Regions from separate parts of the Homo sapiens genome. Here all the other regions are linked to region 4. A link is a contact called in ENCODE Hi-C or POLR2A ChIA-PET data. All regions are on one chromosome and are shown on one strand. The core of a region is the stretch at or near the end of the contact, and the rest is flanking DNA. Distances in the headings are between cores, read along the strand shown.

Region 1 (2,970 bases), core at 116-2,615, 820 kb after region 4:
GAAACATTTTATATGCTCCTTTGGATATGCAATTTAATCTAGATTATCTATTTTTCTCCCATGATAACTAATCTGTTTTTAGTATCAGCAGCATTTGGCAAGTTTATTTTTTGGATATAAACTGTGGTTCATCTGTTCACTGTTTCTAGAAAAAAATCATTGCCATAAGAAAAAGTATAAATTAGCAAGAAAGGAGAGTGACTTGATTTGCTTTTGGAAAAAGAAATGCTTAATTAATTATTCTGTATTTGGCCTTATTCGGGCATTAGGAAATCTAGAGATCTAAAGGGTTGAATGACAATAGTGCCCCCGTTTTTAGCAGACCAGCCTTAACTCTGGGTTTGAATCCTAAGGAGATTGCCACAGTGAGACTTAAGGAAATGTTTGGTTGGCAGATGAGCACCAATGACTGCAGCGTGGAGTGACGCACTGCATGGTCTGTTTATTCTCTAATTCCAATATGTCTTTTGCTTCCAGAAGCAAGAAAAGTTTCTTCTCTCCCCTCCTTCCCACCCTTTTTTCAAAGGCACCACAAGTATAGACAGTTGCACTACATCAAATCTTTTTTTGACACTTGTAGAAACCAGTACACTTTTAGATTAGACAGTATCTTCTTTTAATATTTTGATTTGTTTTCCTTTAGTTTGAAAAGTTGTATAATACTTAACTGACTGTAGCAAAGTTTTATATGTGGTAGCATACCTTTAATTTATCCTATTACAAAACTGTTCTGAATTTTCTTTTGGTTTTTAAAAAACAAAACTTGTTGCTTAGAAGCCATGAATTATTTTATTTTACTTCAACTGTCGAAACTTCCTTGTTTTAAAAAATGATCATTTGGGTTCACTCAGGAAATGCATGTCAGGAAACTTGTATTATAAGTTTATTAGTTGTGATGTATCAGTAACTGCTGTTACCCCTTTTTCAAAGAAATGTAATTGATTTTGAAGTTTTCTAGATTGTCACATGCTTTGTGACTAATGCAAGAAAGCAAGTCCTGTGTTGTATTTGTTCTAGTCATTTTTATTCAGGCTATATATTGTAGCTTAATTTTTATTTGCAATTAATTTATTTAAACTAAGTAAATACTTTTCAAAATACATAATTGAATTCGTCTCTGTGAGTTCATTTTTGCATAATCGAGAATGAGAAACCAGAAGTGAAAACTGTGAACAACTCTATTCCACACTCCAAAAATACTCATTTGAAATAGATGAAGAGTTTGCATTTAATGTAACACTTTAAAGTATCTGGTTCTTTTTTAAAAGCATCTCTTACTAATAAAGGAACTTTGTTAGTGGTTGAATAATTGAGGCCTTTTCTAAGTTAAGCCTTGCTAGGGAGTTGGCACCTGTAAGTTGCATGTTAGACTATTTAAATAGTGGCTTCGTAACCATAAAAGTTGCACGTCCTTCCCAAAGTTGCCTGCATTTTCTTCTAACAGGTAAAAACAATCTCTTCTAACAGGGAAAAACCTGGCTCATTTTCTATCAAATTCAAGTTTTAAAAATTCAGGCAATTTAAATGATCAGTTGGGTGTTTGCTGTTCAAGCAGAACTGTTATTTTGTCATGGCCTAATAGAACACTTTTACTTAGTTGTATTAAGGGAATGTCAGTATTCTGGCCAAGGAGGAGAAAAAGTTGTATTTAGGTCTTCTAAATGCATTCTCAAGAAAGATAATCTTTATGGCTTAACTCTTTTATCAAAGTAATCTTTATATTTAAATGCTACTTAATTTGTTCAAGGAATTAAATTTCCCTTTATCTAAAATGTTAGGGTAATGAAGCAAGACATGAAGGGAAGCCATTCAGACATCAGAGTTCTTTTACTAGGTTATCCTCTTGCAACCTTCTTTGCTTACTTCCCTCATGTAAAAGTCTTCTAGTACATGTAAAGCAGGGTAGGAATAAATAATAATGTAAGTATGTAATTACTTCTTCTTTTTTTTTTTTTTTTTGAGACGGAGTCTCACTCTGTCGCCAGGCTGGAGTGCAGTGGCGTGATCTCGGCTCACTGCAAGCTCCACCTTCCGGGTTCACGCCATTCTCCTGCCTCAGCCTCCCAAGTAGCTGGGATAACAAGCGCCCGCCACCATGCCCAGCTAGTTTTTGTATTTTTAGTAGAGACAGGGTTTCACCATGTTGGTCAGGATGCTCTCGATCTCCTGACCTTGTGATCCGCCCACTTTGGCCTCCCAAAGTGCTAGGATTAATTACTTCTAACATTTGAGTGTCCCACTTCACTCTTCCCGTCTGACCCAGACTGAGGGCACTGGTGAAAGTCCACTTATTATGTCTCTAAGGTTATAAGCTCAACATAACTCTAACACTTTGGCCCTTCGTTGCAATGGATCATCTTGTGCTACCACTTCTTTTTTTGTTTAAGACAGGGTCTTGCTCTGTTGCCGAGGCTGGACTGCAGTGGTGCAATCACAGCTCACCACAGCCTCAACCTCCCAGGCTCAAGCAATTCTTCCACCTCTACCTCCTGAGTAGCTGGGACTACAGATACACACCACCATTCCTGGCTAATTTTTTTCATTTTCAGTAGAGACGCCGTCTGACTAGATTTCCCAGGCTGGTCTCAAACTCCTGCTCTTAAGCAATCCTCCTGCCTCAGCCTCCCAAAGTGCTTGGATTACAGGTGTTGAGCCACCACACCCTGCTGTGCTACCACACTTTAGAGACCACTGGTTAATAAACCTATGTTCCATTCCCTTCTCTGTTTTCTCTAAGCACTGCCCTATAGCAAATCAGAACAGCAAAACTCTGCATCACTGAACTCTGTTATTCTGTCTGTCACCCCCACTTTCAGAATTACTCTTATATAAGTATTCTTTAATGTTTTATCCTCAAATTTTATCTACTTTTTTTTTTTTTTTTTTTTTTGAGACGGAGTTTCATTCTGTCGCCCAGGCTGGAGGGTAGTGGTGTGATCTCGGCTCACTGCAACCTCTGCCTCCCGGCTT
Region 2 (2,924 bases), core at 167-2,666, 800 kb after region 4:
TGTACTTTATAGTTGTAATAGAAATTAAATGGGGTAATGTATGTTGAGTTAACATGTGGATCTCAGTCCTAGCTCTGCCAGAGTTCTTTGGCCTTCAGTCACTGGGCTTTTCTGACCTACTCAGTTCCCTTATCTGGAAAATAGAGTTCAGACTTTCCTACCCAATTCACAGGGCTATTATGGGGGTCAAATAAAATAATCTTACGTGAAAGCATTTGGCTAATTACCATTCTATGCAAGTTCAAGATAGACCTTACCCCAAGGTTGATTCAAATTGACACCCTCTGTTGACCTAAAAGAATTCTCCCATGCTTGCCAAAACCTGCTTTTAATTTTTCTAAATATGGGCCCCTTAGTCCAGAAGATACTTATCTAGCCTCCAAAGATTTGCCTTTCTCTAAACAGCAGGCTACCCAGCAGTAGCCTTATAGCTACTTCTGTGGCCACTCCAGCTCTAGTCGCTTTCCTTCAACCATTTGAGAGAGGTAGCCACAATATTAAAATATTTTAAATGTACAGAAACATTAATCATTAATTGCCATCAAGGCAAGATTCTCATTCTCACTCTCAGCCCCTATCAATTCTAGTAAAATACTGAAACTACACCCGCCTTCAACTACACGGCCTTTACTAACACAAGTCTTAGTATAAATAACCTTTTATTATCAGTATCAGTATAATGTTAGTAAGCAAACATTAAGTACCTTACTGTGTGCCAAGAAGTATGCCAAAAAAAGGGGAAATTTCCATCCTAAGAACAATGTATGTTGTCTTCAAGATTAGAGCAGTGGTTCTCACAAGGTAGGGGAGTGAGTAGTGGGGAGATAGGAAGTTGAGGCATTTTTAAAGTCACAACTAGAATGTTCTACTGGCATCTAGGTAGAACAGAAAGGCCAGAGATACTGCTGAACCCCCTACAATGCACAGGCCAGTGCCCCACAATGTCAAAATGTCAGTAATGCCCAAGTTGAGAAGCCCCAGTTAAAGGAACAAATACTGTCCCTAGGAAAGATGTTAACTCCTTTTCCATCAGGATGAAATAAGTTATCCCTGTAGGTGATATACTATCAGCATGCTATTTGGCTTCTCTAAGAGAGGAGGGTGGGAATTTACACAGGTGGTGTCCTGTATCTTGGGAAGGGGAACATAGACTTCACTTCCTCCACTGCTGTGTTGAGAAGCTAAAAGACACTAGCAGAAAGTAGTAACCTCCAACTACTACTGCACACCATTATTTCTCCTTTTATGTAAAAATGCTATGTGTTACTCCTGCTGGTTGCAAAAGAATGAAGAAGGTGATTAAATTTTCACTCTTATCAAGAAACTGCTATGAATTAAACTCCAGTCATCAGCTGAATTGGTTTCATAAAATGGTTCCACCGCAAACATACTAAAGCAGTTCTTTCTGTTTGAGTCATCCTTTTGAAATCAGCCACAAGGAAACTCTAGTATAGATGGAAATCTGTTTTATCTGAGATAATATATGCAGTCCACATTGTTTTTCATCATAAAAAAATGTTATAACATTTTCATGTTTTAAAACATTTTCCTTTTTTTCTCAGTACCCCATTATGCCTACCCACTTGCCCACTAAAATAGAAGTGCTCAGAAGATATGTAAACAATCTGCATAAGATTTGTTTTGTCCCTTGCTTAGTATTTGTTTTGCTTTTTTTTTTAGGGCAGGAATTTTGTACTTGTGTTTAGTAGGTAGTAAGCAAAAGGCTGTGTGTGATGTAAATAATGAAAGAAAACATTTGTTAGGTTGAGAGACAAAGATTGATTTCTCAGTTTTTCTTCTTTAGGTGAAACTGACAGATATTATACAAAGTCTTTCCTTTGGGAAGACTTGATATGAAAATAATTGTATTTCACTGGCCCTTAAAAAGGAAATGATTAGAATGTTTAACAGTCAAATTAATAATACTATTCCTAATAAATACATATTTTATGAGTAACTTTTCATGTTCTCCCAGCCCACAAAGAAAATAACACTATTCCAGAATATGTTTATTTTAAAATTTTTTTTTAACTCTGGAAGTTTAGTTCCTGCTAATGAGAGCAACATGCTTTCGAGTATCAAGCAAAGTTTCAAAGTAATAGATAAAATAGAAGACAGTTTTATTAGGAAGATTTTCTTTAGCATTTCTTCTAGTCTTGAGTAGAATTAATGGTGCTATTTCATGTTCTTGGTGCTAGATAACATTGGGATAGGGCTGAATACATGAGGTCAAACTAACTTAATTGAAGACCAACAAATGAAGCCAGTAATCGAGACATTCGGATGTTTTTTATGTACATACTCATTTAAAGTTCTCAAGTACATGACTTCAGGAATTTTTTTTTTTTTTTCTTTTTTTTTGAGACAGAGTTTCTCTCCGTCACCCAGGCTGGAGGATCACAGCTCACTGTAGCCTCAAACTCCTGGGCACAAGTGATCCTCCCACCTCAGCTTTCTGAGTAGCTGGGGCTATAGGTGCATGCCATGACATTTGGCTAATGTTTTCTGTTTTTACTTTTTTTTTTTTAAATCTTTTGTAGAGACGGGAGTCTTACTATGTTGCGCAGGCTGGTCTCAAACTCCTGGCCTCAAGTGATCCTCTCACCTTGGCCTCCCAAAGTGCTGGGATTACGGGCATGAGCCACCATGCCCAGCCTAGGAATTCATTTTGAAGAATTCTTTTACTCAGATTTTAAAATATAGAGAGAATATATAAAGACAGTGAGTAGGAAAGCATTGTCTAGGTACTGGTCTTTGTTAAAGAGTATAAACCTTTGGGAAGATCATGAATCTTTCTTCAGAGAACACATAAAAAAAAAAGTTCCAGGAAGAATAGCTGTCACAGCATTTTATTTGCAGTTTAATAAGGCCAGTTGTATATTGATTGATTATATGCCATTTTTAAATTTTGAAAACTATCTTGG
Region 3 (2,957 bases), core at 215-2,714, 690 kb before region 4:
ATTGAGAAGGGCAAAATGGAAAGAATGGGAGACACTTGTATATCTTGGGATGTTGATTTTGGAACCAACCTGCAACTTACCCTATGCAAGATAACAAATTATCCAGAATGGCCTAAACCATTCTGACCTGTGCTTTCTGTAACTTGCATTCAAAGGCATCCTACCCAATGTACAGGCAAATCAAGCACAGCTTAGTAGAGATTCTTGTGGAGTCTTTTTTAATGACTATATTAAAAATCATAAATACCATGCCAATCTTTTGTATGTGAGGTAATTAAAAGTTTGTCATCACTGAGCAATTCTTGCCTTTGAAATCCCATTTTGCTTGTAGAATGTTAGAAGAATTTGCCAAGGAGAAACAAATCTTATCCCAATTCTCACTAATTGTTGATTGTCAAAGTATTTCAAGTCCAAGGTAGCAGCCTCATAGTTAAGGTTTCCTCCTGCAATCCACTCAATACGGCTGACCCAGCCTGCGTGTACAAGTTATGCCCTGCACGTCTGGTAGAACCTTGTGGTAGCATCTAACTCTTCCAGACTTCCAGGGGACCATTTCTAGGTATAAACCCAGAACTCATTGAATGATTTCCTAACAGCTACATTTCCAAAGGAAAACACAACAAAACTTGTTCATGACAGCCATTAAACTTCTTGTGGGCTAATAGAAAGCAAAATTCTAAATGGAAAGAAATGCAAATTTCGACACACAGAGCACATGTGTAGGTCAGAGGGGCAATTCACTTGTGATCTGGCTGGGCCAGCAGGGCTCCACTCCCCAGCTGGACCTAGGCAATCTGTCTTCTGTCTCCATCAGGTTGTGGCTTCCAGAACTTGGGCTCAGAGACGGTTCCCTATGCCAATTCCCCTTGGCAGGAAAGACACCTTCTGGCAACACCGTTGCTATTCCCAGTCCTTCACCCCTGCCAACCTCCTCATGTTTTATCTATTTTTATTTGAATTGGTGATCAAGGGATTAACCCAGTTTATACAAATTCCATCTTCCAAAAAGCCATTATGGTGCAGTTGCAATTGTGATATTTCACTCTCCAAATGAATCAAATTGGATTTTAATGACAGTAGACTCCATTAAGCAACACCTGATTGGGTTATTTCCTGGAAATTTCATCTTCATTGTTTTCTCCATCACTGCTACCAAAAAAAAAACACATAGCAGGAGAGCTATCAGGGGCTGCCGCCAAGCTACATTGGATCATCCTTGAAATCATGGTCATGTTTCCTTCTAACAAGTCGAATGTTTCAGTTTTACTCATTCATTCCATAGGACACCCTCAACCCAGTGTCAATTTCTACTAAAAAAAAGCGGGGGTAAGGTAAATTGTTTTTTGTAGGGGACTTGGTAGTTGTAGGGGACTATAATTCCTCACAAGAAACTCTCATGTGGGGTATATAATTTGTATGTAAATTTTTTTTTTCTTTTGAGACGGAGTTTCACTCTTGTTTTCCAGGCTGGAGTGCAACGGCACAATCTCGGCTCACCGCAACCTCCGCCTCCCGGGTTCAAGCGATTCTGCTGCCTCAGCCTCCTGAGTAGCTGGGATTACAGGCATGTGCCACCACGCCCGGCTAATTTTGTATTTTTAGTACAGATAGGGTTTCTCCATATTGGTCAGGCTGGTCTCGAACTCCCAACCTCAGGTGATCCGCATGCCTCAGCCTCCCAAAGTTCTGGGATTACAGGCATGAGCCACCGCACCCGGCCATTTGTATGTAATTTTCTATATTTATTGAAATGCATTTTAAGTAATATGAAAGCATTTTTCTCCTTACAATGGAAAAACCAACTTGATTTTACATTTATTTATATAACCTGACTTAATTCTATGTAAGTCAAGTGAAAAAGGAAACAACTGCTCTGTGGAATCAACCTGAAGATGTCTAATTTTTCCTCTGATGCCACCAGACTTAAAGCAGTTCACGATCCTCTCTACAAAGAAGTATATTTAGGTTCTCCCTCTCCCTCTCCCTCTCCCTCTCCCCACGGTCTCCCTCTGATGCCGAGCCGAAGCTGGACTGTACTGCTGCCATCTCGGCTCACTGCAGCCTCCCTGCCTGATTCTCCTGCCTCAGCCTGCCCAGTGCCTGCGATTGCAGGTGCGCGCCGCCACGCCTGACTGGTTTTCGTATTTTTTTGGTGGAGACGGGGTTTCGCTGTGTTGGCCAGGCTGGTCTCCAGCTCCTAACCGCGAGTGATCCGCCAGCCTTGGCCTCCCGAGGTGCCAGGATGGCAGACGGAGTCGCGTTCACTCAGTGCTCAATGGTGCCCAGGCTGGAGTGCAGTGGCATGATCTCGGCTCGCTACAACCTCCACCTCCCAGCTGCCTGCCTTGGCCCCCCAAAGTGCCGAGATTGCAGCCTCTGCCTGGCCACCACCCCGTCTGGGAAGTGAGGAGCGTCTCTGCCTGGCCGCCCATCGTCTGGGATGTGAGGAGCCTCTCTGACTGGCTGCCCAGTCTGGAAAGTGAGGAGCGTCTCTGCCCGGCCGCCATCCCATCTAGGAAGTGAGGAGCGTCTCTGCCAGGCCGCCCATCGTCTGAGATGTGGGGAGCGCCTCTGCCCTGCCGCCCCGTCTGGGATGTGAGGAGCGTCTCTGCCCGGCTGACCCGTCTGAGAAGTGAGGAGACCCTCTGCCTGGCAACCGCCCCGTCTGAGAAGTGAGGAGCGTCTCCGCCCAGCAGCCACCCTGTCCGGGAGGGAGGTGGGGGGGTCAGCCCCCCGCCCGGCCAGCCGCCCGTCCGGGAGGAAGGTGGGGGGGTCAGCCCCCCGCCTGGCCAGCCGCCCCGTCCGGGAGGGAGGTGGGGGGTCAGCCCCCCGCCCGGACAGCCGCCCCGTCCGGGAGGGAGGTGGGGGGGTCAGCCCCCCACCTGGCCAGCCGCCCCGTCCGGGAGGGAGGTGGGGGGGTCAGCCCCCCGCCCGGCCAGCCGCCCCGTCCGGGAGGG
Region 4 (3,122 bases), core at 82-2,581:
ACTCAGGAGGCTGAGACGGGAGGATTGCTTGAGCCAGGGAGGTCGAGGCTGCAGTGAGCTGTGATTGCACCACTGCACTCCAGCCTGAGAACAGAGCAAGACCCTGTTTCAAAACATTAAAAATCCTCTCTCTGTCTCTCCTTCTCACACCCACACCTCCCACAGGCTCCCCACCCCGACTCCCCGCCCACACACACACCCATATACTTGGCCAGCAAAGGGCTGTAGTTTGAACATGTGGTTCAAGGAACACAAGTCGTTGCACAGCTGATACAGAAAATCCGAAACTTCCCTGCCCCCAGCCCTCCATCAGGAGTCTCCGGCTTCCACGACCACTTTCACACAGCCCTTATTGAACTCTTGGTTCGACCCTTACTTTTGCATTCCAACTGGATACAAAGCTGAGGACTGTTTTCCTATTATCTGCCAGATGAATGCTTGGATCGGTGTCCAGGCTGCCCGGTCGTGCTTAGTAATCGGAAACAGAGACAGCGGAAATCTCAAATTCTGGTTTCCTGCCGGGGAGCCAGCTCCAAGTCTGCGGGAGAGGAAAGGACGTTGTGACACAGCGCCACCCTGTGGCAGAAAGGAGAAGAGCCGCTCTTGGCCTGTTGTCTGCATTGGATCTCAAGGCCTGGGGTTGTCAGAAACCTGAAACCTTGCAGAACCCCAAAATAACAAAACTGTCATTTAAAGAGCACTTACTGTGTGTTAGGGAGGCACTGTGATAATTGTCTTATATTGTTATGGCCTCAGAGTTTCCCATGAGATGGATACTATTTTCTGAATAAGGAAACTGGAGCCCAGAAGGGTTAAGAAATTTGCCTAAGTTCACACAGCCAAGAAGTAGCCAGGCTACACATCCGCTGAGTGTGGTCACAGAGGCCACAATTTTTTTTTTTTTTTTTTTTTGAGACAAGGTCTCACTCTGTTGCCCAGGCTGGAGTGCAGTGGCACGATCTTGGCTCACTGCATCCTTGACCTTCCAGGCTCAAGTGATCCTCCTGCCTCAGCCTCCCAAGTAGCTGGGACCACAGGCATGCACTACCATGCCCGGCTAATTTTGTTTATGTTTTTGTAAAGACAAGGTCTCCCTATGTTGCCCAGGCTGGTCTCTAACTCCTGGGCTCGAGTGATCCTCCAGCCTCGGCCTCCCAAAGTGCTGGGATTGCAGGCATGAGCCACTGCATCCGGCCGAGGACACACATCTAACCACCACTCTGTCCTTCCAGTCACCTGCTCAGCAGAGAACATTCCCTATAGCAGGGCTTCTCAAACTCACACCTGCAGGAGGCACTGGGGAATCTTGTTAAAATCCAGATTCTGATTCGGCTGATCTGGGGTAGGGCCCAAGAGTCTACGTTTCTTTTCTTTTCTTTCTTTCTTTTCTTTTTTTTTTTTGAGACGGAGTTTCACTCTTATTGCCCTGGCTGGAGTGCAATGGCACAGTCTCAGCTCACTGCAACCTCCGCCTCCTGAATTCAAGCGATTCTCTTGCCTCAGCCTTCCGAGTAGCTGAGACTACAGGCACCTGCCACCACGCCTGGCTAATTTTTGTATTTTTAGTAAAGACGGGGTTTCACCATGTTGACCAAGCTGGTCTTGAAGTCCTGACCTCAGGTGATCAGCCTGCCTTGGCCTCCCAAAGTGCTGGGATTACAGGCGTGAGCCACTGTGCCCAGTCTGAGCCCAGTCTACATTTCTAAGGGCTCCTAGGTAATGTGGTGCTGCTGGTTCGTGGACCACACTTGGAGAGGTGAGGCCCTAGAGCAGCTGTCCAGTAGAACTTTCTGTGATGGTGGAAGTGCTCTAACTCTGCGCTGTGTCATACATCGCCACTGGCTGCAGGTGCTATGGAGCACCTGAAACATGGCTACTGCAACAGAGAAATACATTTTAATTTTAGTTCATTTAAATTAATTTGAATTTAGCCACATGCACATAGTGGCCTCCATACTGGATAGTGCAACATCCATCATGAGTGGGGGCTCAGGCTTGTCATTCAAGAGCCAAAATACCATGGTAGGTTAAAGCAAGACTATATAGGGTAACAAATTTTTGGAGTCATTAGAGATAGTATATTCAACACTGCTGTTTTACATATAAGGAAACTGGCCAGAGAGGCAAAGTGACTTGTTGCAGAGCCACAGAGCTGTTCCTGGCAGAGGGAAGGCTTCAGGTTCAAGGACAGCATTCTCCCTACCATGCCACATTTTGTTCTAGGCCCACTGACCTTCAAAAGAAAAATGTACATTTCCAATTTTGGGAAATCCAAGCTGGGTGTGGTGACATGTGCCTGTAGTTCCAGGTGCCCAAAAAGCTGAGCTGGGAGGATCATTTGAGCCTGGGAGGTTGAGGCTGCAATGAGCCGTGATTGCACCACTGCACTCCAGCTTGGGCGACAGAAGGAGACCTTGTCTCTAAAAAAAAATAATAATAAAAAAAAATAAAAGAAAGAAAATCCTCTATAAACAAAATGTAGCTGTTGGTAATAGTCAAATGCTATTTATTACTTTATACAACGTTTGAGGCAGTTAACCAGGTTTAAATGTTATCCAATTTCCTGAGGGAATTAACTGATTTTTGGCTACATTTGCAAGACCTGCATCACACGAAAAGAATCATCCCTTTTTATGGGATGTTTTGCAACACGAAGTTCTCTGGCAAAACCAAATTAAGACCAACCCCTGTTCAGGCCTCCCTGGTGTGTAGCTGGTGTCTTACCACATGGACTTCAGTGGGTACAGGTGTGCAAAGCAGTGATGGTACTCAGACAGACAACTGAACAGGTTGTTCTGTATCACACTGGAATGAAGGATTTACTTGATCTTTGAAAACATTTTTTTTCTGGTTGTAAGGCAATATATGTACATTATATAGAACTTGAAAATTGCGGGGAAAATACTGTGTTAGTTATTTGTTGTTGTGTAACAGGTTATCTCCAAAACCCAGCAGCTTAAAATATCAAACATCTGTTATCTCACTATCACTGAGAGCAGCTCAGCCAGGTGGTTCTTTTCTTCCTCTTTTATGGTCTCGTCTGAAATATGCTGGGTAGTTCTGACTCAGGGAGTCTCAAGAGGTTGCAGTCCAGATGTTGTCAGGGCTATTCTCATGTGAAG

The links. Hi-C counts contacts between places; a loop is a spot of excess contacts on that map. ChIA-PET counts read pairs that join two places held with the same protein, here RNA polymerase II (POLR2A). Pooled maps may share reads with other maps.
Region 1: a pooled map shows a loop between it and region 4 (2.8-fold over the local background). The contact joins two enhancer-like sites. A Hi-C loop is called at or near these places in 6 of 37 single-sample maps with no recorded cell type and 5 of 50 pooled maps.
Region 2: a loop to region 4 is called in a pooled map, with 2.2 times the contacts of the local background. The contact joins two enhancer-like sites. A Hi-C loop is called at or near these places in 5 of 37 single-sample maps with no recorded cell type and 5 of 50 pooled maps. POLR2A ChIA-PET finds 5 or more read pairs at or near these places in 1 of 52 experiments (PC-3).
Region 3: a loop to region 4 is called in a pooled map, with 3 times the contacts of the local background. The contact joins the promoter of LINC03050 here to the enhancer-like site in region 4. A Hi-C loop is called at or near these places in 5 of 37 single-sample maps with no recorded cell type and 4 of 50 pooled maps.

What each region holds. Positions count from the first base shown.
Region 1 is chr2:64,090,991-64,093,960 of GRCh38, reverse strand. It overlaps PELI1 (pellino E3 ubiquitin protein ligase 1), which reads left to right. Exons shown (of 7, transcript NM_020651.4): 7 at 1-1,309. Among named protein-coding and RNA genes, the nearest start is that of PELI1, 52 kb to the left of the region's middle. Within about 2 kb of position 1,365, at least 3 of the 41 ENCODE cell types and tissues checked have a DNase peak (open chromatin) inside an H3K27ac peak, as active enhancers do.
Region 2 is chr2:64,112,728-64,115,651 of GRCh38, reverse strand. The region is part of intron 1 of PELI1 (pellino E3 ubiquitin protein ligase 1); the gene reads left to right. Among named protein-coding and RNA genes, the nearest start is that of PELI1, 30 kb to the left of the region's middle. RefSeq lists an enhancer at 1,449-1,528. Within about 2 kb of position 1,416, at least 5 of the 41 ENCODE cell types and tissues checked have a DNase peak (open chromatin) inside an H3K27ac peak, as active enhancers do.
Region 3 is chr2:65,600,872-65,603,828 of GRCh38, reverse strand. It overlaps LINC03050 (long intergenic non-protein coding RNA 3050), which reads left to right and starts at 1,464. Exons shown (of 3, transcript NR_182288.2): 1 at 1,464-2,672. RefSeq lists enhancers at 1,585-2,178, 2,179-2,772.
Region 4 is chr2:64,915,267-64,918,388 of GRCh38, reverse strand. The region is part of intron 1 of LINC02245 (long intergenic non-protein coding RNA 2245); the gene reads left to right. Among named protein-coding and RNA genes, the nearest start is that of LINC02245, 16 kb to the left of the region's middle. RefSeq lists enhancers at 205-284, 1,295-1,344, 1,715-1,904, 2,818-2,897. Within about 2 kb of position 1,331, at least 25 of the 41 ENCODE cell types and tissues checked have a DNase peak (open chromatin) inside an H3K27ac peak, as active enhancers do.